Regions from separate parts of the Homo sapiens genome. Here regions 2, 3, 4, 5, 6 and 7 are each linked to region 1. A link is a loop called in an ENCODE intact Hi-C map of the cell type or tissue named here. Cell type or tissue: sigmoid colon. All regions are shown on one strand.

Region 1 (4,000 bases):
AGCCAACCCAGAAGGTACCTTCACGTCGATGAAGATTTTATCGCAGCCTCCAAAACCCAGCAGTAATAGGAGCTTTCAACCTGAAATACGATTGTTATTTTCCCGGTGCAGAGCTTGACAGAAAAAGTCAGCTTTTTATTAAAGACAAAGAGGTAAATTATCAGCCGGGACAGTGGAGGGACGGCGGAGACCTGGCGCGCTTCCTCCGGTTGCCACGAGGAATTTATGGGGTGGCGGCGGCCAGCGCTCAGACACCCCCCGGGTCCCGGTGGGGAGGAGCTCGGGGCAGGAGGACTTCCCTAGGTCCCTCCGGGCACTCGGAAGGGGGAGTCCTCCCAAAGCCGCACAAAGCCGGGATCATTTCAATCCGGAACAGCCTCAGCGTCCTCCTCCTCTCTCCTTTCTTCTTTCTCTTCTCGGTGACTCCCGTTCCCCTTTCGCCTCTGTCCTTTCTGCGCCTTGTTCTCGTCTCCTTACTTCTCTTCCCTCTCCTCGCCTTTCCTCTCCCTCCCCCTCCTTTCTTCTCCACCGCACGCGTAGAGTGTCATTTATTTATTTATTTATCACCCCCGCCATCAACACCCTTTTAGGGATCCCGAGCTTTTCAATGTGAGTGGGAGGAGAAAAGGGCAGGAAGTGTTGACTGGAAGTGGGTGAAATCGTGCCTCGGGGTGAGAGATTCTGCTCAGGAATATAGGGTCGGGAAAATCTTGGAAAATGAGGATTTAGATCTGTTTATGAAGCCCCGCTATCGGATGGGAACCAACTCCGCGCGCGTCTCCTCCTCTTCCTTTATTGTATGGATTTATAGGTATATATCTTCTCGGACTGTTGCTTGGGGGGAGGGAGGAGAAAGGGCGAGTATTTAAAGAGGACAGACTTGCCCAGGATCCTTAACACCGCGCCTTCACCGGATGCGCGCTCCTCAATGCAAAGGAATCCAGCAACATCCCCAATTCAGACGCGGACAAAAGAAACTTTAATTAAGGTCTCTTTCTGCCCCGCGCGCTGCGCGTTTCTCTCTCCTGAGGCTGTTGATGTCCAACTCCAAGATCCAAGAAATAGAAATGGTACAATCAGCCCATGCCCTTGAACTTCAATTGCTCCTGACTTGCTGCATTGATTTTTTTGATACTGTAGAACCCCCATCCCCAACCCCCACCGCTCCCAGTCCAATTAAAACCGTAGGAGACTTTCGACCTGGTGGTGGAGGGGGGGAACCACTCCTTTGCAAAAGAGATAGTTCAGAATGATACGGGAGAGATTACACTAAATAAAAATTCAAGGTGTGAAAGCTTCATCTTGGCTCGCGTGTCTTCAACACCATGACACCTTATCATTAAGAGCGCTGATTGTTACTTTCCGAGCCTTTAGATGATCAGCCAGAAAGTGCAAACAACGCGGGGCTGGAGGGTGTAAAGTTATTTAAGCAGGCGTTCTTTTTTTCTTTTGGTGCGCAGTCAAAACATTTCACAAGTTAGGAAAAGAAAGTGGTGGTTCCGAAGCTCGGAATGATGGGCTCTTTTCCTCCTCCACCCCCCCACCTTCCATATCAGGAAAGAAATAAAACGCACAATGAGCCTTTATTTCAGGAGAGAAGACTTCAAAATACGTGCCAGTAATGGACAATTTGAGCTTTTCACTGGAAATACTCACACCGCAAGCTGGAAAGGGATTAAAAAGCCCCACGTGGTTGATCTGGGTTTATACTTGCAACCTCCAGTTCCCCACGTATGTTCTTTGCAAAGGTTGGCCTCTAGATGGATGCAAGTAAGGGACCCTCTGGGGCTCGGGCTCGGCGCCTCGGGCAGGGCTGACGTTGGGAGCGCTATGAGCTGCCGGGCAGGGTCCTCACCGGGGGCTTCCTCTGCGGGCCAGGGCTGCCGGGCGCCACCGGGACGCGAGCGCGCACGCCTCGGCCCGGCGGCCGCGCTCCTCGCACCGCCTTCTCCGCAGGTCTTTATTCATCATCTCATCTCCCTCTTCCCCTTCTCCTTCTCCTTTGCCTCCTTCTCCTTTGCCTCCTTCTCCTCCTCTTCCTCCCCCTCCTCCACCACCACCTCCTCCTCCTCTGCCGCCGCCACCTCCTCCTCTTGCATCTCACTGGCCTGGCTCTGAGTGACAAAGACAATGTCCCAGCCTTAACTTTGCAACCACCTTGCCTCCTTCTGGGGTTCAGCAGGGGGGAGGGGGAACAGCAGCAGCAGCCTCAGCATCTCCTCCAGCTTCTCCTTCTGCTCTTCTCGAGCTCTTGGATAATTCTTCCTCTTTTTTCCCCTAGCCTTTTTCCTCATTTCTTTCTTTCTTTCTTTTTTTCCTTCCTCTCTGCTGCACGTTGTTGTTGTTATTAGAAAGGCTTCGCGCACCCCCTGGTGCTCCGGCGTTTTGTGTGGCAGGAGAAGATTGTCTTCCTTCTCTCTTTCTGTCTTGCTTTCTCTCTCCCCCTGGTTGCTCATTATTCAGAGAGAGACACAGAGGGAGGGAGAGAGAGAGAGCGCGCGAGGGAGAGGGAGGAGAGGAGAGAGAAGAGGAGAGAGAGGGGAGAGAGAGAGTGAGAGGGAGAGGGAGGGAGGGAGAGAGAGAGAGAGGGAGAGAGACGGATATCTCAGGTCATCTGCAGCTGCAGCGAGTCTGAGGAGCCGAGGAAGGCAGGGAAGATGGCGATCCTCCATTGCTGAGACCCGGCAGAAGCACATGAGACTCCCAAACAACTTCCACAACAATAACCCGAGCAGGAAGAGGAGAAAGAGAAAGAGGATAAGGAGGCGGTGGGGCTGGAGAACCCGAAGCACCTCCCGGCGCCGGGACGCTTCTTCTGTAAGTTACTGCAATTAACAACCACCTCGGGGTGGTCCGAGTGCTCCGGGGAAGAGAGCGCGGGGTGGTGGAGGCACAAACGCGCTCATTCATTCGGCCAAGGAGGGTTGGAGGAGCGGGGAGGAGAGGAAGTCCCCTGCATGGACTGGCTGTTGGAAGAGGAGAAGAAGCGAGAGAGAAGAGGAGGAGGGGGAGGAGGGAGAGCAGGAGGGGGAGGAGGAAGAGGAGGAGGAGAAGCGAGGGAGGAAGAGGAGGAGGAGGAAGAGGAGGAGAAGGTGGTAGTGGTGGCAGTGGAGGTGGCTGTGCTTTTCCTGCTGGCTGCTGCTCCTGCTGGGGGGAGTGAGCGCGGTGGCTTAATTAATTTCGTGTAGTTCTATGAAGAGAAGAGAAAATGAAAGATGAGTGAGAAGAGAGCTGGAGGCTTAGGACGGATGCTCCGAGTGTGGGGACAGGAGTAGGGACAGAGGGGGGCGGAGGGCGGGAGGCCGGAGACCTGAGCCGAGAGCCAGAGGGAGCGAGCGAGGGTCAGAGGAGGGAGAGCTCCGTGCGAGCGGCCCCGACCTGAGCGGGTTGACCTCTTTCTTTCTCTGTCCCTCTCCTTCCTTTCCCCCTTCTGTCTGCCTGTCCCCCGCCCGATGGCAAAGCCGTGCGGATTGGCAGCCCCCCTCTTCCTCAGGTATTTGGCTCTCTCTCTCTCTCTCTCTCTCTCTCTCTCTCTCTCTCTCTCTCTCTCTCTCTCTCTCTCTCTCTCTCTCCCTCTCCCCGAAGTTGGGATGCGGGGTCGGGATGTGTCGGGGGGTGGCTGCTGCAGCTGCTGGTGCCGGTGCTGCTGGTGAACAGAGAGGCGAGGAGCGGGGGGCACCGGCCGGGTGGGGGGCGCAGGTTCAGGAGCGGCTGAGGAGCTGTCTCCAGGCTGGAGGTTCAGAAGCGTCTGGTGGAGGAGGACAACGGTTTCTGGAGAGGAGAAGCCATTACACACGCTTGGCTCTCCTCTGAGGAAGGGAGAAAGGAAGGCAGGGGCCTGGGGGGGCGTCTCACTCCTGGTGCAGTTCCCAGGGGTCTGCCCTCCTTCCAGGCACGAGGGGAAGCCGCAGCCGCCCCCCATTGGAGCAGCCCCTCTTTCCCTTTCTTTATCTCCCTGTCCTCCATTTGCAAGCTGTCTGCTTTGGTTCCAGTCCAGACT
Region 2 (4,000 bases), 93 kb after region 1:
AATACGGGCTAACTGCAGTGGCATTTTCTCTGGGAAGGAGTCATTCCTTCTTGCTGTTTACACCTGCTGCCTCCTTGGCTCCCCCTCCCTCTCTCTGGAATTCCTTGCAGCATGACCTTGATCCCTATGACTATAATGAAATAGCTTTCACAAGGATCATCAGTGACTTCAGACAAACAAGGTCACGGCCTCTGCTCTTGCCTCATCCTTCTTTTTTTGTCTGTGGCATTTAAAACTGCTGACCTTCCTCCTGGGGAAATTCTCTTCCCTTGGTTTTGGTCTTGCTATGTGTTTCAGGCTCTCCTCCAGCCTCTCTGATCATGCCTTCCCTTTACCTTGTTTTTGCCATGTTTCTCCTGCTCCCCTTACATGTACTTGGTTCTCGTCCTCAGTTCTCTTTGCACTCTCTCTCTCTCTTTACAGATATATGAAGTCAACTTGCCCTCTTCTGATGCCACCAATACTTCCAGTGCTAACCTCTCATGTTAAGTCTGAGACCCTCTGTTCTAACTGCTCCCTACCTTCTCCACCTGCGGGTCTCATTCAACCTTCATTTCAAAGGTTCTAAAATGGAACTCATTAATTTCCTACTAAACTTGTCCCTTTGCCAGAGCCCTTGGGACCTAGCTAATATCCTCTGCCACTCCAGGTCTTGTTGGACCCACGTTCCATCAACCAGTCATTTGTTGTCTGCTTAGTCCTGATGTTTATATTGCCTTAATTCTTCTCACATCCATCTCCCTCCTTCCCATCCTCATCTCTTACCTAAGCCATTAATTACCATGTTTATCCCACCTGCAAAGTCCTCCATTCATTCTATTCTAAGCAAGGTTAAGAGTTCAAATCATCCTCCTATTCAGAAGTCTTTAACAGCTCTGCATGGCCTGTGTATTAGTCCGTTTTCACATTGCTATAAAGAACTACCTGAGACTGCGTAATTTATAAAGAAAAGAGGTTTAATTGACTCACGGTTCTACATGGCTAGGGAGGCCTCAGGAAACTTATAATCAAGGTGGAAGGCAAAGGGGGAGCAAGGCACATCTTATATGGTGGCAGGAGAGAGAAAGAGAGTGAGGGGGGGATGTGCCATACTTCTAAACCATCAGATCTTGTGATAACTCACTTACTGTCACAAGAATAGCATGGAGGAAACTGTCCCCATGATCCAGTCACCTCCCACAAGGTCCCTTCCTTGACACGTGGGGATTACAATTAGAGATGAGATTTGGGTGGGGACACAGAACCAAACCATATCAGCCTGTTTAAAAGAGGAAAAAAAAAAAAAACTCAGTCAATATTCTCCATGTTTATACCCAGCCTTTTCTCTTTCCATCAGCTGCCTCATTCTCCCTATATTCTAGCCTAACTGGAATGAGCATCTCTCTCCTCATCCTTTTGCCTTTGTTCATGTTATGTCCCCTTTCCTTCATCTCCACATGCCCAGGTACTACCTGTCTTTCAAAGCCACTTGCAAATTCCTTCATTTCTGTGATGCAACAGTGATCTCCCGAGATGTGAGTCAACTCTTCCTCTGAAATCCCTCAATGCTGTGCCCTACCTCTCTTAAGAACATGTAGTTCAGTCTACTGACTCCATAATATTACCAGGAGGGAGCTCTTTAGGAGCAGGGTTTTTGTTATTTTTTTATTCTGAACAATGAATATAAGGCTGCTTCCTTCCTAGAGTAGATGTCCTGTAAATGTAAAATGAAAATTTGTTGTGTCCTGTAAATAGTCATGGTAGTAAAGTAGTAAATCAAGATTTGAATGCTTTTCTGACTCCAGAGCCCCACTGTCTTCTGGCCACGCTACTAACAACAGATAATGGACTCATGGGCATTTGTTTGATTGTTTGAGCACTCACTCATCTTAGTGTGTGTTGCTGTAATCTCCCCTAACAACCTGAGAGCTCTTGAAATATGAGATCTGATTATCTTTGTATCTATCAGGTATCTAACATACAGGAATACCTTGGAGATGTTGCGGGTTTGGTTCCAGACCACCTCAGTAAAGCAAATATTGCAATATAAAAGTCATACAAATCTTTTGGTTTCCCAGTACACATAAAAGTCATGTTTACACTATACTGTAGTTTACTAAGTATACAATAGCATTATGTCTAAAAAATGTACATATCTTAATTAAAAAATGATTTATTGCTAAAAAATGCTAATGATTATCTGAGCTTTCAGTGACTCATAATCTCTTTGCTAATGAAGGATGTTTGCCTTGATGTTGGTGGCTGCTGACTGATCAGGGTGGTGGTTGCTGAGGATTGGGAGTAGCTGTGTCAGTTTCTTAAAGTAAAACAACAATGAAGTTTGCCACATTGATTGACTCTTCCTTTCACAAAAGTTTTATCTGCAGCATGCAGTGCTGTTGCAGTGCTATTTGATAGCATTTTACCCACAGTAGAACTTCCTTCAAAATTAGAGTCAATATTCTCAAACCCTGCCACTACTTTATCAGCTAAGTTTATGAAATATGCTAAATCCTTTGTTGTCATTTCAACAGTGTTCGCAACATCTTCATCAAAAGTAGTCTTCACCTCAAGAAACCACTTTCTTTGTTCCTCTATAAAAAGCAACTCCTTATCTTTGCAAGTTTTATCATGAGATTTTATCATGAGAATCAGTCACCTCTCCAGGCTCTACTTCTAATTCTGGTTCTCTTGGTGTTTGTACCACACCTGCAGTTACTTCCTTCACCACAGTCTTAAACCCCTCAAAGTCATCCATGAGAGTTGGAATCAACTTCTTCGACACTCCTGCTAATGTTGATATTTTGACGTCCTCCCATGAATCACAGATGTTCTTAATGTCATCTAGAATGGTGATTCCTTTCGAAAAGTGTTTTATTTTACTTTGCCTAAGTCAGAAGAATTCATCGGAAGAATCACTATCTATGGCAACTGAATCCTTATTACCTGTATTTCTTAAATAGTAACTCTTGAAATGGAAATTACTCCTTGATCCATGGGCTACAGAGTGGATATTGTGTTAGCAGGCATGAAAACAACATTAATCTCCTTGTATATCTTCATCAGAGCTCTAGGGTGATGAAGTTCATTGCCAATGAGTAGTAACATTTTGAAAGGAATCTTTTTTATCTGAGTTGTAAGTCCCAACAGTGAGCTTCAAATATTTAGTAAACCATGCTGTAAACAGATGTGCTATCATCCAGGCTTTGTTGTTCCATTTATAGAGCACAGAGTACAATTAGCATAATTTTAAAGGATTTTTTGAATGGGAAAAGCACTGCTGTCAACATAAAGTCACCAGCTGCATTAGTCTGTACCAAGAGTGTCAGCCTGTCCTTCGGAGCTTTGAAGCCAGTTATTAACTTCCCCTTAGCTGTGAAAGTCCTAGATGGAATCTTCTTCCAATAAAAGTCTGTGGGGCCTACATTGAAAATCTGTTGCTTAGTGGAGCCAGCTTCATCCCTTCTCTTAGCTATATCTTCTGGATAATCTGCTGCAGCTTCTACGTCAGCACTTGCTGCTTCACCTTGCACTTTTCTGCTTTGAAGACAGCTTCTTTTCTGAAACCTTATAAACCAACCTCTGCTAGCTTCAGACATTTCTTCTCCAGCTCTGTCACCTCTCTTAGCCTTCATAGAATTGAAGATAATGAGGGCCTTGCTTTGGATTAGGCTTTGGCTTAAGAGAATGTCGTGGCTGATTTGATCTTCTATCCAGGCTACTACAACTTTCTCCATAATCAGCAATAAGGATGTTTTGTTTTCTTATTATTCATGTGTTCACTGGAGTAGCACTTTTAATTTTCCTCAAGAACTTTTCCTTTGCATTCACAACTTGACTAACTGTTTGGCACAAGAGGCCTGGTTTTCATCGTGTCTCAGCTTTCAGCATGCCTTCCTCACTAAGCTTAATCATTCCTAGCTTTTGATTTAAGGCGAGAGACGTGTGACTTTTTCTTTCACTTGAACACTTAGAGGCCATTCTACTAGGGTTAGTCATTGGCCTAATTTCAATATTGTCG
Region 3 (4,000 bases), 240 kb before region 1:
CCTTGTTTGCACCTATAGTCTCAGTTCCTAGAACACTGCTTGTCACCTGTAGGAGCTCCATACATTTTTTTTTTAATTGAGATAGTCTTGCTCTATCACCCGGGTTGGGGTGCAGTGGTGCCATCTCAGCTCACTTCAACCTCCGCCTCCGAGGTTCAAGCAATTCTCCTGCCTCAGCCTTCCGAGTAGCTGGGATTACAGGCATGTGCCACCACGCCCGGCTAATTTTTGTATTTTTAGTAGAGACAGGGTTTCACCATGTTGGCCAGGCTGGTCTCAAACTCCTGACTTCAAGTGATCGTTTGCCTCGGCCTCCCAAAATGCTGGGATTACAGGTGTGAGCCACTAGGCCCAGCCAGTGCTTCATACATTTTTTGATGAATGAATTGAGCAATATTAAGATAATAACAGTCTTATTTTTAACCTGGGTCCCAACACAGCCCACATCCTGTAAAATAAAGCTCTGGGATAAGATAGCACACACTGAGAGCTAAAAACATTTTAGCAATTATTCCTTGGGTTTCTGACTTAGAGGAACCAACCCAAAGCCCTCCTGAGTATTATTTCCCCTGCTCAGAGTTCCTGTTGGTATGAGCGGCAACATCACATAACATTCCCATCATTGTGGGAGAAAATTGAAGTTGCTGGCATCTGTCTCTTAACATAGCCTTTTAGAAGTGGGTCTAAGAAGTGGCTATTCGGCAGCTATGACTTGCATCTCTACTATGTGTGCTAGGCAATTACAGAAAGTGAGAAAATTGTCCCGTGTGTGAGTATGTAGACCATGTCTCACCCATCCAATCTCCATGTGAGCACAATACAATTATCCTCATTTTACAGATAAGTAAAACTAAGTCTCGGAATGACTATACAACCTGCCCAAGATCTCACAGCTTTCAAGGCAGAGATCGGAAACTCAATTGCCTGTAATACAAATAAGAAACTTGAATACTAAGGTCAGAACATGATATGAATTCTGTGAAAAACTGTCCAATGGGCCTGGCATGGTGACTCATGCCTGTAATCCCAGTGTTTTGGGAAGCTGAGGCAGGCAGATCCCTTGAGCCTAGGAGTTGGAGACCAGCCTGGGCAACATGGCAAAAACCTGTCTCTACAAAAAAAAAAAATTTTTTTTTTAATTAGGCGGCTGTGGTGGCACATGCCTGTAGTTCCTGCTACTCAGGAGGCTGAGGTGAGAGGATTGTGTGAGCCCTGAAGGTTCAGTGAGTTGTAATCGTACCACTGCACTCCAGCCTGGGTGACAGAATGAGAACCTATCTCATAAACAAACAAACAAACAGACAAAAAAAAAAAACCCTATGAAATGGAAAGTTGGCAAATCTCAGTAATTTATGTTGATGAGCATAATTAGAAAACCTTATGTTTGTATCTGTACCTTTGAAAAACAGAACAAAGCAGAAAAATAATAGGTTGTAGACATCTTCAATGGTCAGTACAAACAAGGGTTTGCTCATAGTTGAATCAGGCAACTGTAATACATATGCTTACAGCAAGTACCTAGAGATGGGGACTAGCCCCTACCTGGAGTATTCCCCCTGTTAAACCTATAAGGAAAATATATATCTCGGTTGAGTATCTCTAGAGAGAATCTAAAAGAATTTAGTCTCTTATGTTGTATCTCACAGTTGAGAGCTGAGATCTGGCTTTTCGGTTTCATTCTGTAATAGCTTCCTTTAGTTTGTGTTTATGTTAGACATATAAAAGACTCACAGTCATCTATTCTCTCCCAGGTTTAAAAATGGCCACATCTTCCACTCTCATATTGCAATTTGGAAACAGTGAAGACTAAAGACCAAGAAGAGAATAGTTTCTGGTATTAGATTGCTTGATTAGTTTAAAACAAATATTATTATATTTTTAACTAAAAACCCAAGGGAACTCATCTTGGTCTATAGCCACAATCACTGTAAATAGTAACTCTAGGACACAGAAGGAGTAGTTGAAATCCTCACTAAATCCCCTCTATTGGAGTAAACCGCACTTACATGGTTACCCTGATGGCTTGATGTGTGCATTTCCTTTTGGAATGCTGGGTTTGCAAAGATCTTATTTAAATTCAGACTCTTTTTTACACTGGGTCTTGAAAAATTGGGATTTCTTTTAACTGGACAGGAATGTTAATAGGCCCTGAAGCATCTCTTGCTTAGATGGGCCTGGTTGAAGCCACATTCTGTAAGAGGGACAGCTCACTTTTTTCAGACACTCCGGTCTGTGGAATTTTATCTGAGGTAGAACCAAGTTGAGATGGAGAGCCATGGGAATACCCGAAGAGAGTCCTTGAAGTGGAGCTTAATGAAGCCTGCAAAAGGATTCACTGAGCATCACAGAAGGCCTGGTCTGTGCAGAACTAATTAGTTTGTTAAGTATAACCTGTTGTATTCAATGTACGCAGTGCCTTATGTGATACACAGATAACAATGGGTTTTTCATGAGAACTTTCCATTCTTCGTCTAAAACTAAAAATATCCTTAGACAAACATGGCAAAAGAGGAAAAAGTCTCTGGCTGGCCTGGCCTGGATTTCCCACATACAACTTCCTCACCAAGTGGTTGTTTCTGTTACCATGGGCTACTAACATTGGCCTGTTTCCTCTGGTTCCAACTACAGTTGCTCAAAGTTCACTTGGAGTATCTAGATTTCATCAACAATAATCTTAAGACACTTTTCTCCCTCAAATACTCTCCAATGTTGTCTAGACTGGGTATATTGATTATTATTCTGGATAGGATTTCTCTTTCTGTTTGGTCCTAATTACAACTCTGAAACTAATCTAGTTCTGTTCTATAGAAATATAATGAGAACTGCAAATATAAACCACATACGTATTTCAAATTTTCTAGTAGCTACATTAAAAAGAAAGGTAAAATTAATTTAATAATATATTTTGTGGAACTATATATAGTATCAAACATATTATATCAGCATGTAATCAATACACAAAAATCATTAATGGGATGTTTTACATTCTTTTTTCCCTGTCAGACTAAGTTTCCAAAATCTGGTGTATATTTCATACTTACAGCACATCCGAATCTGGACTGGTCACATTACATGTGCCCAAAAGCCACATGTCACTAGTGGCTACCAAATTGAACAGCACAGCACAAATCTGTTCTAGGGGCCTTGGGTTCTCACCAACTGCTTGTGGTAACAGAGAGATTTTCATGTTGCTCACATTTCAGTGGGATATATAACTTCCTGATTCGGATCAACCTGAAAATAACTCCCTACTTGCCCACCAAGGAGATGCCCCATGACAATGCCTGTCGATTAAACTCCACAGCTTTGTTCACCCCAACTTCCTTGCATTATTCTTGTTTAATCACTGCATTTGTAATTGCCATGTTGAAGACAGTAATGCAAAAAGTATTTCCAATTTCATAGCTTTGACTGCATCATATTGTGTTGTTGTTGTTTGTTTTTACTTAAGTGGGGTAAGAATGTCAGGATAAAAGCTTTCTTTTACTTTACTGTTTCACCTCACTATTTTCTTTTCCTCTTTCTTTGTTTCCTGTGTGTTGAAGATGTTGTCACCTTCCTTATTCCATGGTTTATGGAGTTTCATGCCTTCTCTTCTTTCTGGAGGTCTTTGCATGCAGAATGTCGAGTAGATCATGTCTGAGGTCCCTTTCAGCCCCTCTGGAGCCTGCTTCCTGTCCACAAGTAGGGTAAGAGAAGAGAGGCTAGACAGGGACTCAGGGCTGAAGGCAGCGATGTGAGGAGTGCCAGGGGGTAGAAAACAGGGATAGGGAAGCATGATAGGGGTAGGAGGAGAAGGGAAGACAGACAGAAAGGAGTCAAGTATGTGTAAAGCATAGAAAATGGCTGGCGATTACATAGAGAAGGGTATTCTAAAGCTGGTGGGACAATCAAAATATACGAATTGTAAAGGTTAAGTGAAATGTTTATTTTAGTCCTTTCTCCTCTTCAGTCAGCCTGACTGAATACGATTAACAGGCACACTGCGCTAGCTGCATAC
Region 4 (4,000 bases), 180 kb after region 1:
TTTCATATTTTTTTTATTTCATTCAATTCTCATTCTTATCCTAAGAGGGTAGGTAATTGATATGGCTTGAATATTTGTTCCCTCCAAATCTCAAGTTAAAATGTGATCCTCAGTGTTGGAGGTGGGACTGAGTGGGAGGTGTTTGGGTCCCCAGGGCAGATCACTCATGCATGAATGGCCTGGTGCCCTCCTGGTGGTAACATGGTAATGAGTGAGTTCTTGCTCTATTAGTTTATGCAAAATCTGATTGTTAAAAAGAGGCTGGCACATCCTCCCCTCTCTCTTGCTCCTTCTCTTGCCACATGACAGGCCCTCTCCCCCTTCACCTTCTGCTACGATTTAAAGCTTCCTGAGGCCCTCACCAGAAGCAGATACTGGCACTATATTTCTTGTACAGCCTGCAGAGCCATGAGCCAAATAAACCTCTTTATAAATGGTCCAGCCTTGGGTATTCCTTTATAGCAACGTTAAATGGACTAATAATACAGCACTTTTGTCCCTATCTCAGAAATGAGGAAAAAGTCACAGAGTAGATAGACCATTTGCCCAAAGTCTTACAACCACCAAGGGGTGGCCCTACCCAAGCCTGGAATCAGGGGCTCCTGACCCCAAAACCAAAGACTAACCACTCTCTTGTATTGCCTAGAGCAGGAGTTGGTGAATGTTTTCTGTAAAGGGCCAAATAGTAAATATTTTAGGCTTTGCAGGGCATATGTTCTCTATCATAACTACTCAACTCTGCCATTATAGCACAAAAGCAGCCATAGAAAATATATAAATGAATGAGCATGGCCTTGTTCCAATAAAACTTTATTTATGGACTCTGAAATTTGAATTTCATATAGTTTTCATGTGTCACAAAATAGTCTTCTTTTGATTTTTTTCCCAACCATTTAAAAATGTAAAACCAATCTTAGCTCACAGGCTGTACAAAAACACATAGTATGCTGATCCCTGGCCTAAACCACTACATTGAACTTAGAATAGTAATTAGTTTTTAAACATATCTCTCTTCTCCAATTCCCCCTGACCTTCTCAAGCAGGAGCCTGCAGTACTCATTCTGTTTCTCCAACAGCCCACTTAACATTTTCCTCTTCAGTGTCTTTTCATACAGTATAGGGCTGCTTCCTTACCACCTTCATGTCCTTGTCCTTCTCAGCGAGGTTGGCCCTGGCCACACATCTAAAAGTGTAGCAGCCTCCTCTACAATTCATGCCCTTTATCCTGTTTTATCTTTCTCCTTTGTACTTCTCAAGCACGTAATTTTATAACCAAGCATGTAGTCTTTCCATTTATCTTGTTATTTATCTTGTTTAGTGTCCCCAGTAGAATGTTAGTTACTTGCAGGCAAGCACTTCCCTTTTGTACACTGCTGTAAACCCAGAACCTAGAAGGGTATGTAGCGCATAGTAAGAGCAAAATAAATATTTTCTTAAGGAATCATTCACTTATCTAAGTCATTTTAAAAATCCAGCACAGAGTAGATTCTCAAAATTAAAAGCTTAGGCTGGGCACAATGGCTTAATGCCAGTAAACCCAGCATTTTGAGAGGACGAAGTGGGCAGATCACTTGAGGTCAGGAGATCCAGACCAGCCTGGCCAACATGGTGAAACCCCATCTCTACTAAAGATACAAAACTTAGCCAGGTGTGGTGGCAGGCACATGTAATCCCAGCTACTCAGGAGGCTGAGGTAGGAGAATCACTTGAACCCAGGAGGCGGAGGTTGCAGTGAGCAGAGATCACGCCTTTGCACTCCAGCCTGGGCGACAGAGCAAGACTCCATCTCAAAAAACAAAAACAATTAAATGAACAGCTAGATGAGGTATGGATCATGTTTCCTCCCAAGATCTTATGCTTTTGGGTTTGTAGAAAATCTCTCGTTTTCTATGGAGTATGTAGAGGGCAGAAACGGGCCCTTGCTTTGTCTATCTGATCTCCCTGTTAGATGCTGATCTGCACTGAGGTTTCTTGGAGGTGTGAACTCCTGACCCTGTTCCTTCTGGAATGCTGGGCTGGAGTATCTCAGGGAGGAGGCAGGACGTGACTAGGGCAAGGGGATCAGCCTCAGACGGGAGCAGCAGATGGAGCCGGGGACAGCTTGGTAAGGAAGGCCTGGAATCCTGGCAGGAAAGAGAAAAGGTGCATGCCAGGGTTCCCGGGCGGGCTGGCAGAGTAGAACAGGCTTCTTGTTAAGTTAATTGAGGTAATTTCTGCTGCCACCTTTTGGATAGTAGCAAAATTCTCTTTCCACCAGCCACTGATCATATCTCTGCCTCCTGCCACATTTCATTGTACAGACAGTGCACTAAATTTAGCTACATTTATTTAGCTGTTCCTTAAAACTTTGTCACTTAAAAAATAATTATAGGATTTCTCTGACAGACTGCAATACACAGAGTGCACCAAATTACAGGTATAATTTGGAGATCCAACTGGGATCACCAAATAAAATTGACAGCAGCGGCCTAATTCCAGAATAATCCATGTGGCACTGGAGAGGATTTGTTCCTTAGGCCCCTCTCCTTAATCTGTGTATTGAGCCAAAAGGTCAAAGAAACCAAAGCGAAATAAAGGAAGTGGCCTTTAGGCCAAGGTATGGACCCCGGGGAAGTCCAGCCTTCCTTCTGCTTGGCAGAACTGGGCAGACCACCAGGCCCCAGACGTGCTCTCCCCGAGTGCAAAGAAAGTTAACTTCCATCCTTCCACCCAGCCAGGAGCCTGACAAGGTGAGCTCTAGGAGAGAAGGGCTTCATTAATTTTTAAATTTTTCTTTTGCATTTTCTGTGATTGTGAACTACAGGAACCAAGGTTTGGCTCCCAAGGAAAAATTGATGCTCAGGAAGAAAACAGCAGGTCCTTCTGGGAAGTGAAGACACCACTCAGCAGAGCCTAAGTGGACATAAAGCCACAGAGTGATGGATAATTGTGTTACCAATTCATTTCACAAACGGTGCTGAGGTCCTGCTGAGCTGCTGCTTTTGTACAGACCCTGGGGACACACAAGCCAATCAGAAAAGTAAGGGAGACCTATTCAGCCTAAAACCTTCTGCAGATGCTACAGAAGGGCCCTAGAGGGGCAGAGAGAGCCAGGCTTGGGGTCATGCCTCGGGGAGCAGCTGGGCACAGAGGCCAGGAACTGGCAAGGAGGATGGCGCCGCCCTATTGGTGATTTTTGATGTCTGTGGATTTCCTCCTCTCTAAATCAAGCTCTGTTCTTCTCAGATACATCATTGTGGCTTTCAGGTAGGAATAAAGAACTCTCTGGCAAGGGATATTTCCCTGGGGAGCTGGGTGGAGTCTAGAGCATCCCTTCAGAAGTTAGCACTTCAGAGGTTGATTTCTGGAACAACTGGTGGCTAGGAGCACCGCCAGCATTAATACAGCGAGATAGTCCAGTTGGAAGGAATCTTTCCGATTTTCTGTTCCAAGATCTGTGTTGTTAACATTGCTAACTCAAGCCCCAGAACAGTTAAGTGACTTGTCACAGGACATAGAGCAAGGCTGGGGACAAGTCTTGAAAAGAAACTAGTTCTCCTGTCTCTCATTCCAGGGCTACCATTTATTTATTTATTTATTTATTTATTTATTTATTTTTATTTATTTATTTTTTGAGATGGAATCTTGCTCTGTCACCCAGGCTGGAGTGCAGTGGCAAGATCTTGGCTCACTGCAAGCTCCGCCTCCCAGGTTCACGGCATTCTCCTGCCTCAGCCTCCCAAGTAGCTGGGACTACAGGCGCCCGCCACCACACCCGGCTAATTTTTTTGTATTTTTAGTAGAGACGGGGTTTCACCGTGTTAGCCAGGATGGTGTTGATCTCCTGACCTTGTGATCTGCCCCCCTCAGCCTCCCAAAGTGCTGGGATTACAGGTGTGAGCCACTGCACCCGGCCCAGGGCTACCATTTTTAATGCAACTCCTGGCTAGTACAAAGAGTACTAGTTTTGGAGCCAGATGATTTTGAATTTGAATCCAGGCCCTGGCACACACCAATTCTG
Region 5 (4,000 bases), 160 kb before region 1:
ACAGAATTTTCAAAAACCCTACACAAAGCTCTGCTAGGAGCATAATGATTCTGCAGGAAATTTCCAAACTGTGCTCCATAGATGTCTATGAGTGAACAATGTAAATTAACATCTTATATCAATGCTCATAACATCCATCCATTGGTTCATTAAACTCATATATTGAGTGCCTATTTGTACAGGACAGTTTGTCAGGGACTTGGGTGATAACAGGGAACAAATATACTCCATGTGAGCAAGTTACATGGTGGTCCTTTCAGTAGGCTTTCCTACTGTGTTAGGAATAATCTAAGTTTTTAGAAGTGTTATTGAATTTTGAGAATATTGTTTAAATGTTAGAGGAATGCATTCTTGTAACGGAGCAAAAAAAATAAGAGTTTAGGAACCCACTTCTCTTCCTGACTTTACCAACATATGAGGCCTTGAATAAAACACTCTCCTGCTTTGGGTAGCTCCTGTACTTTCCTGACATTTAAGGCTTTTCAAGCTCCTCTCGCTTTGTTTTCAGAGACAGTACAGTAGTTTCACCATGAAATATTTGACTAAGGGTTAAATCTGGAACCAGCATTTGTTTCACTCTTTTAAAGTTTGTCTTTATCAAATAGAGTGTCATGGCAGGAAGCTGGGTAAAGATACAGTCCAACAGAGGTCCTTGGAGAGGTAAAATGAAGCAGGACTTAAAAAATAGTCTCCCAAATCCTTTACTAAGCTGAAGTGTCCACAAGGGCAAGGTTTTAGGATGCCTCATTCACCACTATTACCTTCTCTCTCATCTCTACAATGGTGCTGGTCCATGGCCAACTCTCACAAGTATTTGTAGAACAAACACATGAATGAATCAGCTTATGATGACAAATAATATCACAGCATAAAACAGCTGATATAAAGTAAAATATCAGCTGATGATAAATCCTCCCAACTGCTTTATCAAATCTTTTGGAAACTTCCCTGAAAAGATGACCATGATTCTACATGGATACAGTTGCCCTTGATGCTGAAGCAGCATCTCAAATCCCCTCAATGGTCTCCATTCATAAATTAGAAGATTGGGATAGGGTTGAAAAGGCACTTTCTAGAAGCTTCAGATCTTGGATTCTGACTCTGGCTTTTCCCTAGCTAGCTGTGTGGCCTTGAGCAAATCGTCTACTTCTCATGACCTAAGTTTTCTCATCTATAAACAAGAGGTTTGGGTTTCTAAGACTCCTTCCAGCATTAGGAATTTAGAAAGAAAGTGGAAAATTATACACATGTGGGCATTTTAAAATTAGAGTTTCACCATCCAAAATGCCTCTGTTACTTTATTAACTCCATTCCTGTTTTAAACTTGGAAAATTGGCAAAACGAATGCAACTGTTTCAGAAGTTAATGTTGTGTTGGATCAACACAGCAAATAGACACTTGCCTAGAGAGTAATACATTTGCCAGAAATGGGCTGGCGCTGAAAACCATTGCCCTGAAAAGCCCTCTCCAGCCCGCCACTCACATCTTTTTCTTCCCACAACTCAACACCCAAAGACCAACTTGAACTGAGGTTAGAGGTACAAAGCAGCAGTAGCCTCTCACCTTAGGACTAAACATTGAGTCATCTCCATTGATAGTCCAACCATAACCTGGAATTCAGTGTGAATAACTGATCTTCAGCCTTAATCCTTCATCCTGAGTCTGGGGAAAATTGGAAAGAGTGGTTTATTCATGCATGTATCCCCAAGTACTTACTGAGTTTCCAGGAAGTGCCATCACCCCTAACTCATTCCTGACTTGCACTGGACTCCTTCCCACTTACTTTCCCATACCCCCATGCTGTCCTCGCACACTCACCTATTACTCAACTCCACTCTTCTCAACAATAAACCTTCTGTTGGCTGCTTCACACAGAAACCTTGACTGCATGTAGATGACCTGGCCCACCAAGTTTGAAAACATTGAAATGTCCAAGACCTTGTTAATATGATTTCTTTGGGCCAAGTGAGTTGGGCTTGCCACCTGCAGGAAAAGGCCAGGTAGAAAGAGTTCAGCCCCAGTAGGCACTAAGCCACAGACTAAGGATCATGATTGCATTTCTTCAGAGATTACAAACTGCCCAAAGAATGTCTCACAGTGGCAAGGATTCGTTATCTGAAATGCGACTATTATGGTCCTGTAAGTACAGATGCTGACATGTTAATGTTTTCTAATAGGTGTTACTATTATGGGCTAACAGGATCCCTGGAGCCATTAGAACCTTAACCTTGTTAGACCTGACATAGTTTGGCTGTGTCCCCACCCAAATCTCATCTTCAATTGTAGTTCCCATAATTCCCATATGTTGTGGGAGGGAGCCGGTGGGAGGTAACCGAATCATGGGGGTGGTTATTTTCATGCTGTTCTTGTGATAGTGAGTTCTCACGAGATCTGATGGTTTTACAGGTGGCATTTCCCTCTTTGCTCGGCACCTCTCCCTATTGCCGCCATATGAAAAAGGAGGTGTTTGCTTCCCCTTCCACCATGATTGTAAGTTTCCTGAGGCCTCCCGAGCCATGCTGAACTGTGAGTTAATAAAACCTCTTTCCTTTATAAATTACCCAGTCTCCGGTATGTCTTTATGAGCAGTGTGAGAACAGACTAATACAGAACCCTCATCCCCATCAGGAATGAGAACCAAACCTTGAACTCTTGCCAGTAGCTATTTGACATCATTGATTCCTACTGCACACCTAGATTTTGGAATATCACCTATGCCTGTGTTCCCTGCTCATCCATCAGAAACTCCATTAAAATCTTCTTAGACCTCTGATTCTAACTGCTCCTATTTTACCTAGTATTGATTATCATGTTCAAGAGCTACTCAAGGAAGCCAGCTAAAACTGGTTAAGCATCATGCCCAGAGTAGCAGAGCTCACATGGATAGAGTCCAAGGCCAGTTTCAAGCAGGCACACCTAAAGTAGTGTATCTGCATGAAATGAAATCTTACGGAAATCCTGCTGGGACCACGGTATCCACCATCAAATCCAAAGGGCAGAGCAAATACAGGAACGAGTGAATAAACACTGAGATTAGTAGCAGGATGGATCCGCAGCAAAACAGAGCACACATCAATGAATAATTCAGAGTAAGTGGTGAGAACTAAAACTGTAGACCTAAGTGAAAGATGTCCCCTTGTGAACCATATAGTACATGGGACAGGCAGGGAAGCTTTAAAAAAGACCATGATGTTTGTAACACAAAGGATAAATGCTTGCTGAAATAGATACTCCATCTTCCATGATGTGGTTATTACACATTGCATGCTTGAATCAGAACATCTCATGTACCCCAAAAATATATATACCTAGTATGTACCCACAAAAATTAAAAATTAAAAAAAAATTTTAAAAACATGAGAATTGGACCTGCATACTCTTCGGGACTTGCTTTTTTTTATGTGAGACTGAACTTTCTTAGAGCATCTGTAGATATGGCCTCCATTTCATCCAGGCTGTTCTATTTCATTGCTAAGCCAGGCTAAAATTTTACTTATTTCATACTGATAATGTATTTGGTTTGAATTTGTTTCACTTTTTATGGAACAAAATTTAAGATAATCATTAGAAACTCCAATTAGGGTTTGATAATACCGTACGTATTTATTTGTATTTCAGGAGATGGGGTAAAAAAAAGTTTTCATCTACCAATAATGTAATCTAGAGAAACTAAGGCTTTGTTTCATAGGCTCATTCTAAGTGAGAAACAAAATAGTACAGAGAGTATTTGCCTCCCCAATCCCCTTACAAATGAGGAATACGGAGAATAAGGCAGAAAAGCTAACAATTTGCCCTAGGTCACACAGGTAGCTAGTGTTGGAGTTAAGAAAGTTCATTTCACATGGCTCCAAGTAAGCAGGAAAAGACTTTCCCAATTAGTATTGTTTCTCTGGTTTACTTGGGCAAGCTAGTCAGTGGTCTTCGTTTCCAGAAACATTTGTGCAAAGCATATCATCCAGTCTCAAACGCAGCCAGATTCAGCAAGATCAAAGACAAAGTT
Region 6 (4,000 bases), 580 kb before region 1:
GTTGATGGAAAGCCATTCAACATGCACATGGGCTGATCATCACATCAGGGAATGTAGGAGGGAAGAAATCTAGAAGTTGAATTGGGAAGTAGATCACACAAGCCCCAAGATTTGAGTTGAAATCCTCATTTTCAAATGAGCTTTTCTATATTCTGATATTGAAATTCCACAAGTGCTTCCCTATTATTAGACCCAATTAAGTGTTCTGCTCTGAATAAAAATCCTTTTTTCTTCTTCTTCCTCTCCTATTCTTCCTTCACCTTCTTCTTGTAAGAGAGAAAATGGAATAAGGTAACTTTTCTTACTCAAAACACCTCAACAAACTCTAACTCTGGATTCTGAAGGAGGGGAGTCATTTTTCAAAGTCATCTGGGGAGATTCTACATGAGATGTTGTCAACAGAGGAAAGCCACCCCCTTACCCCTTACTGCTCTTGAGTATCAGTCGGTGAGATAGTGGAGGATTTCTGCGACAAGAGACAGTTATGGATTTCTCTTCAGATAAGAGTTCTCTGGCACAAATTCTGGAGTTCCTGTTTCCTAGGGACACCTCCTCCTTGGTTGTGGTTGCACCTGATCTAATGATTCTATAATGAGCAGCAGCATGACATTGCCATCTTATATCTCTGACCCGAATGTGAATGTGTTACCAACAGAAAGGAAACTCAGGAAATGAAAACAGAAAGGATTCTATTATCAGGCCAACATGCCCACTGTTGCAGTGCTATGAACGCCTTATTGACATTCCTATTCACGTCCAACCCCAGCGTAATTAATCACTGGTGCATTTGCTATCCCAGGCTACAAAGATATGTCTTGAAGCCTTTTCAAGTTTCTTCCAAGCTTCTTGCCTTGGCATTTTCCCAAGCTGCTTCTTGAAGAACAGCAAGCTGGTATTTGGAGCATATGGCGATGGTCTGTTTGTGTGTTCATTAAATCAAGATACCAATGAAAAGAAAGCAGAAAGCTTTCTGTCCTTTAAATGAAATTGTCAACCCAGATATCTGCTGCCTCTCCCAAGTCCTGGCCTGAAATGCCTGGCAAGTGGGGCTGTGTTATAATGACAAATTAATTCATATCAGACTTTGATCATGGCCTGAAAAGTTTTCTGACATCAATTTTCAGTAGTTGCCTTTAGAAAATCAGAATACACTTAGGTGCCTCCAATTTTTAACAACAAAAGCAAAGACATCTTGCCCTATTTGGAGTGTCAACCTCTAACATGAGGACGAGAGGATAAATTTTAGGATTGTCGCAGCTATGTGGAAAAGGAAGGTGATGCTGGTGCATGGTCAAAACCCATCAGGAGGGGGCTCTCTTGCTGATGGGAGGCCTATGCACAAAGAGTGCTGTAGCTGCCTCTCTCTCCTTCATTTTCCCTTCTCTTTCCTTCTGCCATGTAACATGTCAAAAGCAAATGAAAATTGAGAGGATTCGGCTGAAAATAGAATTGAATTCTATTAGTCAGCCTAATAATGAAGGTGCATTTGGAAATACAGTGCAGTATAGCTAATGTTTACCACTTGACTACTCGTGCCCCAGGCTCAAAATGCATAATGATGCAAATTAAAACCCAGCAAATGGAGAAGCTGGAATCTCAAAGATAACCATACCTAACACAGGGTATGACAGAACATCTGCTCTTTAATTAATCTTACGTAAAGACTGAAGCACTGCATAAGGTGCACAGTGTTTATGACAACTGTTTTTTTTGTGGTTAACATGCTCCTGGACTCCCTCATGTAATTGTTGCAGCTTTGTAACTCACACAAAGCCCAGCTGAACAACCCCCATCAGCCAGAAAGGAAAATATGTGCAGGAAGGGTACTGAGATGAGAATATGAAGATTTCAGGATATAAATCAGGCCAGTCCCCAGTTGCAATGTTCATTCCTTACTTGTGGGGTTGGACTGGGTGGTGGAAACTTAATCTGAGTATTTTATGTTTTAATATGGGAAATTAACTGTGTATGTGTTTGCATACACACATATGTATAAAATATATTTATATATTATATTTTATACTTTATAAAGAGCTCAAAGAGCTTGAACATATAGTACAGTGATTACAATTATAGGCTTTGGGGCCAGCCTGGTCTGTTAGAATATTGGTTCTTCTGTTTCCTAAATCTGAAATATTGAGTAAGTCACTTAACCTCCCTTTGCCTCAGTTTCCTCATCTGTGTAAAAGGCCTAATAATAATTCCATTACCATGTGCTAGGCCTAAATGTATTACTTCATTTACATGAATTAACTTATTTAATTTTCCCAATAACCCTATCTCATAGTGAATAAGCTAATATGTGTGAAACTGTCAAAACTATGAGTGATACATTTTTAAGTGTGCAATAAGTATTAGCTATAATAATTATCATGACTTTATAAGTCATCTAAAAATATATATTATTATTAAACACTGACTACTACTCTGTAAGAATGGGTCTGTTAGTTTTCCCCAACTTTATAGCTGTCAACCGAAGCTCAGAATGATTAATTCAGGTTCCCAAATCTACTCATTTGGAGAGTGACAAAACAAGGATTCTAGCCCCAGATCATCTGACTTTAAATTTTGTGCTTTAAGCTTTTCTTCTGAAATTGGAGTGATGGGTAATTGTAGAAATTGAGGGGGTAAAAAAGAGGAGAGCCATTTGAAATCCATTGTAATAATGTGTCTGTTCAAATCAGTCCTACCAAATCAAGCATGCTCAGCTGTAAAGAAAATGGAGGTGATCTCAGATGTCAAAACACTTCCCTGTGAATATTACTATTTTGGACACTGGCCATTTTAAAAATTTCAATATTCATTTTTTTCCTCAACTGCTATTTCGTATTCCTGTGGTATTTATTCACCAAACATGATGTTAAGATTATGAAAACGATGAGGAGTCAAGGTCTTAATTTTGCTCTGACACGGAATCTATTCCTATTTCATATACAGGTTGGCTGTTATTTTCTAGCAGATGCTTTCAGGTTGATGCATATAAAATTCACACACTGTGTAGAATTAAGTAGAGGGGGAAAGGGGAATAGGAAAAAAGGATGAAGGGAGAAGTGAGATGCTTATTTTTTTTTGACACCAAAATTGAATCTTTCAGTGTAAGGATTTCAAAGTACTGACAACCATTCTCCCATTTGCTGGGTGAGCTTCCTTTTGTGGTATTATTTCCCCATGGATATTGAGAGTCTTTCTGAGATGAGCACAAGAAGCTAATCACAAACAAACAAAGAGAAGATTGGTAATGCTGATTCCCAACCACCTTGTTCCTTCCACTGGAGGGGGCTCTCTCAACCCCTTCTCTGAGGATGTGAAAACAAACCAGATGGGTGTGCTATCTCCATCTTTTGGCCTTTAGCAGAGTCTCTGGAACAAAGCAGGGCAGCAGGGCTTCTTGAAGACTTGCTTGGAGAGAGAGAGAGAGGCTGGATGGAATCTTGAATAAAAATGATAGGTTATGCTTTAAGCTGAATAAAAATAAGCCATCTGAAGAATATATAGAAGTGGCATGCATGCTGCCTCTGGAAAGATTCATTTTTATTTGTCTATCTATGTATAAAGGAGGAAGATAGATAAATGGAAAGGGAAGTGCCGTTTCTGTAATGTTCACTCTGGTGAAGGGTTTGCAAACAGTATAAAAATAGTGGCTCTTCCAAAATGACGGCTTTACTTGAAGTTTATCCACCTCTCTCCCCCTTGCTCATACCCCTCACCAAAAAAAAAAAAAAAAAAAAAAAAAAAAAAAGAAATTCAAAGCTAGCATAGTCACTGTGGGGAAAAGACAGCGATCTTTTGTATGTTGTTATAATTAACCAGGCCCATTTCATCATCAGATTATAGAATGGGATGCAGTGTTAAAAAAAGAACTAAAGGAAGAAACCAGGAGAAGTGGCCATTTTAATTGCATGTTTATTCTCTCTTCGCTTTCCCAAATTGGTTTCGTTTCCTCTGAGTGGGGTTAGTGCCAGGGTATTCACATGAGCAGGGGCCAGGGTGGATTCCAACA
Region 7 (4,000 bases), 310 kb after region 1:
AGATTTGAAAGTGTCCAGGTAAGATTACATAAGTAACCACATGCTAAAGATGACATATCAGGAACTGCAAGAAGAGCCAACAGTGGGTCAACGGCACTGTACTTAGTAATCAAGTCTCGGAAAACTGAGCTATATCACCTGCAATGTTTCCTGGAGCCGATACAACTTGTTCACTGATGTGAGCATGGGGAGATGCCAACAGAGAAATGAATGCTAGGATGGCACCTCCATCTACCACAACCTTGGCTTGTTCTGATTCCCAGAAGCAATGTTAGTGAGCATCCAGGCAGATTCAAACTGAATGGGACTACAATCAGTTCTGCCTAAGAAAGACACAAATTTTGGAATCAAACCAGCCCAGATTAAGTTGTCTTTGTGGGGCGGGGGGTGGTGGGGGGCGGGGGCGGGGCTGTTTTCCTCTAGAAAGTAGTTTCCTGGCAGCTTGAGTAGCTTGGAGCTAACTTTCCACATTGTTGCTATTTATGCCTTTGACAATGTCATCAACACACTAATTTACAGTGCCCTGATTGTTGTGGTTTTTCTGCAGCGGACAAGTAGCATCATCAGGAAATGAGCTTACATTTCTCCTCTTCAGCATCTGGTCATTCTTAGCTTTCCCCAGCTCCACATTGACTTCTATTCTGTGACACCTCATTTCTGTACTGTCTTTTCCCTTGTTCTTGAATCTGTTAAGTCGGGCAGCTGGCTTCACCTTTCTATTTCAGATGCCTAGTACAGGGCCTAGTACTAGATAGGTTCTCAGTATACATGTGTGAAATGAAAGCATAGCCAAAGGATGAATGGCAAGCCAGGGAGTATGTTAGTGAGAGTTCTCCAGAGAAACAGAAGAAATGGGATATTTTACATATACATATATGCACATAATATACGTATTTTATATATACTATACATATTTATATATATTACACACACACACACACACAAAGGGATTTATTTTAAGGAATTGGCCATGTGATTGTAGAGGCCGAGAAACCTCCAGATCTGCGGGGTGAGTTACCAAACTAGCAATGCGAGAGAGCTGATGGTGAGCTTCTAGGGGGAAGACTGACAGGCTTGGGACCCAGACAGAGCCATTGTGCAGTTTGAAGAAAGTACTTAGGTAGGAAGAAGTCTCTTTTACTTGGAGGAAGGAGAGCCTTTTGTTCTATTCAGGCCTTCAACTGATTGGATGAGGTCCATCCACATTAGGGAGGGCCACATCTGCTTGACTGAGTCTACAGATTTAAATGCTAATCTCATCCAAAAACACACTCTGAATAATGCTTGACAAAAGCACCCTGAATAATGTTTGACCAAATATCTGGGCACACCACGGCCCAGACAAGTTGACACAAAACTGACCATCACAGGGGGTGACAATTTTTCTTGCTGAGTTTGTGTTTAGGTAAAACTTTACTATAATTAGGCAAATAGTTTAAAGTTTTTTTTTCAAAGGACTTAGGGACCCTAAATTTGGGTGGGCTTAGCCCTGATCTCTTTCCCTGAAAGAGACAGGAAGGAGCAAAGAAACAGTGTAAATCTATCAACCCTGGTTCAGCCCGTGGTGTTCCTCATGGGACACTGAATTCCACAGTGGCTGCTGGGGTGATGGGCTGCCATGACCTACTCAGGTATAAAGTGGGAGTGAGAAGATCACCAGGGGCTGGGGACCATGTCCTTAAAATTCTGGACCATGAAACTCTTGGTCCCTGGTCATTTCTAGATATGGTCATTGCTAACCCTCAAATTGTTGTTTTGCATAAAAGCGAATGTGTTTTCATAAACAAGAGGGTTTGCTATTTCAAAAACTCAAAGACTCTGCCCTTCTAGCTCAGAAAGCTACCATCCTAAGTCCACCTCTGATGCTCATGCTCTTTATGCATGAGACCAAAGGACTGTGGCACACTCCTGCCACCTGGTGGCAACATATGAAAAGTCATGCAAAGGCTTAACCCTGAGGTTCTGATTTGGCCAAAACACAAGACAGAAAGAGCATGCTTGGAGACTTGCATTAGTGCAACAAAATTATAAGTTAATAGGACCATAAACCTGGAAAGAAAAGTAGTGATTACTGAGTTCAACTATCTCAGTTTCCAGATGAGGAAACTAAGGTTTAAAAATACTTTGTGACTCACTTAAAGATATTTCAGAGCCATGGCCTCATCTTCTCCCATCAAGTGCAATTTCTCCTTTAATCCACCTCTTTAAAAAATTTCCATACTTAGGGCAACTGAAGGCTTGATTAATTGGCAGAATGGTGAGCAATTAAATACAATTGTAAAATAAACCAAAGGGACTAATTTCTATTACGACTCCTGTTTTGTAATGAGCAAAGGTCTTTGTACATACACTTGCTCAGAAGTGACAGTTCTGCCAGAGATGGTTTGCAATGAACTTGCTCTTTCAGTTTGAACAGAGATAGACGTGCATCAGCAAAACCAAGTAAGTGATCACTCCTCTCTATAGGAATAGGATATCACCTTTTCATTTTCATGGATCAAATATGGACTAAATGTTGCTATGTTTTGCTAGCCGCTGTGCTAAGTGCTGGGAATACAATGAGGAGAAAACCAGAAGAGGTTTTTGCTTTCATGGAGCTCACAGTCTGATAGGGAAGACAGATGAGTTAAAATGCAACTACAGTTATGCATCACATAAGGACATTTGAGTCAGTGAGGGACTACGTATACAACAATGGTCCCATAAGATGATAATGGAGCTGAAAAAATCCTATCTAGTGATGGCATAGCTGTTGTAATGTCATTACACAAACGTTTGTGGTGATGTTGCTGTAAACAAATCTACCGTGCTGCCAGTCATATAAAAATGTACAGTAGCCGGGCGCCCTGGCTCACGCCTATAATCCCAGCACATTGGGAGGCCAAGGTGGGTGGATCCCTTGAGGCCAGAAGTTCGAGACCAGCCTGGCCAACATGGTGAAACCCCATCTCTACTAAAAATACAAAAATTTTCCAGGAGTGGTGGTGTACACCTGTAGTCCCGGCTACTCAGGAGGCTGAGGCACAAGAATCGCTTGAACCCGAGGGGGCAAAAATTGCAGTGAGCCGAGATTGTGCCACTGCACCGCAGCCTGGGCAACAGAGTGAGACTCTGTCTCAATAACAACAACAACAAAAGTATGGTAATATCCTAGGCTTTCACACTCACTCACCACTGACTCACCCAGAGTTGCAACTTCCAGTCCTGCAAACTTTATTTGTGGTAAGTTCCCTATACAGCTATACCATTTTTTATTTTTTATACCACATTTTTACTATACCTTTTCTATGCTTAGATAAGTTAGATGCATACATACTTACCATTGTGTTACAGTTACCTACAGTGTTCAGTACAGTAACATGCTATACAGGTTTGCAGCCTAGGAGCACTAGGCTAAACCATGTAGCCTAGGTGTATAGTAGGCTGTATCGTCTAGGTTTGTGTAAGTACACTCTAGGAAGTTTGCACAACAATGAAATCACATAATGACACATTTCTCAGAACGTGTCCCTGTGGTAAAACTATGCATGACTGTGCTGTGCAAGGTGGTAATGAAAACACTGTATGTGGGACTAGGGATAAGAGTTGAGCTAGGACTGGAGAAGACAGCTGTCAACAGAAACAGAATCAACCATAGTCCCTGGTACTAGACAGGGAGCAGTGTCTGATGGAGCCAAATTCCAAATGTGGTTGATTGTTCAGAAGTGACAATTCTGCCAGAGATGGTTTGCAATGAACTTGCACTTTCAATTTGAAACAGAGATGGATGTGCATCAGCAAAATCAAGGAAGTGATCACTCCTCTCTACAGGAATAGGATATCACCTTTTCATTTTCATGGGCCCAATATGGACTAAATATTGCTATGTTTTGCTAGCTGCTGTGTAAGGTGCTGGTGCAGACCAGCCAAGTATACAATGGCTGCACTGCCAGACTGGAGAGTCCAGTGGGAGTTGGCATCAAGAAGACCCATACAGCCCATTAGGCTGCTTGGCTATGGG

The links. Hi-C counts contacts between places; a loop is a spot of excess contacts. Peaks named below come from ENCODE experiments on the same cell type or tissue, not always from the same donor. Only the 100,000 strongest peaks of a DNase experiment are listed, where the experiment ranks them.
Region 2: it touches region 1 in a loop (2.0-fold over the local background); 21 of 110 quality-filtered maps call a loop at or near these places.
Region 3: a loop joins it to region 1, with 2.1 times the contacts of the local background. A loop is called at or near these places in 3 of 110 quality-filtered maps.
Region 4: it touches region 1 in a loop (4-fold over the local background); 9 of 110 quality-filtered maps call a loop at or near these places.
Region 5: a loop joins it to region 1, with 2.6 times the contacts of the local background. A loop is called at or near these places in 18 of 110 quality-filtered maps.
Region 6: a loop joins it to region 1, with 3 times the contacts of the local background. A loop is called at or near these places in 11 of 110 quality-filtered maps.
Region 7: a loop joins it to region 1, with 11 times the contacts of the local background. A loop is called at or near these places in 23 of 110 quality-filtered maps.

What each region holds. Positions count from the first base shown.
Region 1 is chr9:106,860,539-106,864,538 of GRCh38, forward strand. It overlaps ZNF462 (zinc finger protein 462), which reads left to right and starts at 2,628. Exons shown (of 13, transcript NM_021224.6): 1 at 2,628-2,817. In sigmoid colon, CTCF peaks have their summits at 2,333 (motif pointing left) and 2,540; DNase peaks (open chromatin) are centred at 263, 2,123, 2,533, 3,543 and 2 weaker places; H3K4me3 peaks cover 4,000 bases; H3K27ac peaks cover 3,679 bases.
Region 2 is chr9:106,953,242-106,957,241 of GRCh38, forward strand. The region is part of intron 7 of ZNF462 (zinc finger protein 462); the gene reads left to right. Among named protein-coding and RNA genes, the nearest start is that of ZNF462, 92 kb to the left of the region's middle. In sigmoid colon, no CTCF peak of the experiment used is centred here; no DNase peak of the experiment used is centred here.
Region 3 is chr9:106,623,025-106,627,024 of GRCh38, forward strand. All of the region lies in intron 1 of LINC01505 (long intergenic non-protein coding RNA 1505), which reads left to right. Among named protein-coding and RNA genes, the nearest start is that of LINC01505, 9.0 kb to the left of the region's middle. In sigmoid colon, no CTCF peak of the experiment used is centred here; no DNase peak of the experiment used is centred here.
Region 4 is chr9:107,041,969-107,045,968 of GRCh38, forward strand. The region is part of intron 4 of LOC340512 (a long non-coding RNA gene); the gene reads right to left. Among named protein-coding and RNA genes, the nearest start is that of ZNF462, 180 kb to the left of the region's middle. In sigmoid colon, a CTCF peak has its summit at 2,244 (motif pointing left); a DNase peak (open chromatin) is centred at 2,123.
Region 5 is chr9:106,700,103-106,704,102 of GRCh38, forward strand. No RefSeq gene overlaps it. Among named protein-coding and RNA genes, the nearest start is that of LINC01505, 86 kb to the left of the region's middle. In sigmoid colon, no CTCF peak of the experiment used is centred here; no DNase peak of the experiment used is centred here.
Region 6 is chr9:106,283,158-106,287,157 of GRCh38, forward strand. All of the region lies in intron 3 of LOC107987108 (a long non-coding RNA gene), which reads left to right. Among named protein-coding and RNA genes, the nearest start is that of MIR8081, 320 kb to the right of the region's middle. In sigmoid colon, no CTCF peak of the experiment used is centred here; no DNase peak of the experiment used is centred here; H3K4me3 peaks cover 373 bases.
Region 7 is chr9:107,170,443-107,174,442 of GRCh38, forward strand. It overlaps the pseudogene LOC644661. Among named protein-coding and RNA genes, the nearest start is that of RAD23B, 110 kb to the right of the region's middle. In sigmoid colon, a CTCF peak has its summit at 1,916 (motif pointing left); a DNase peak (open chromatin) is centred at 1,929.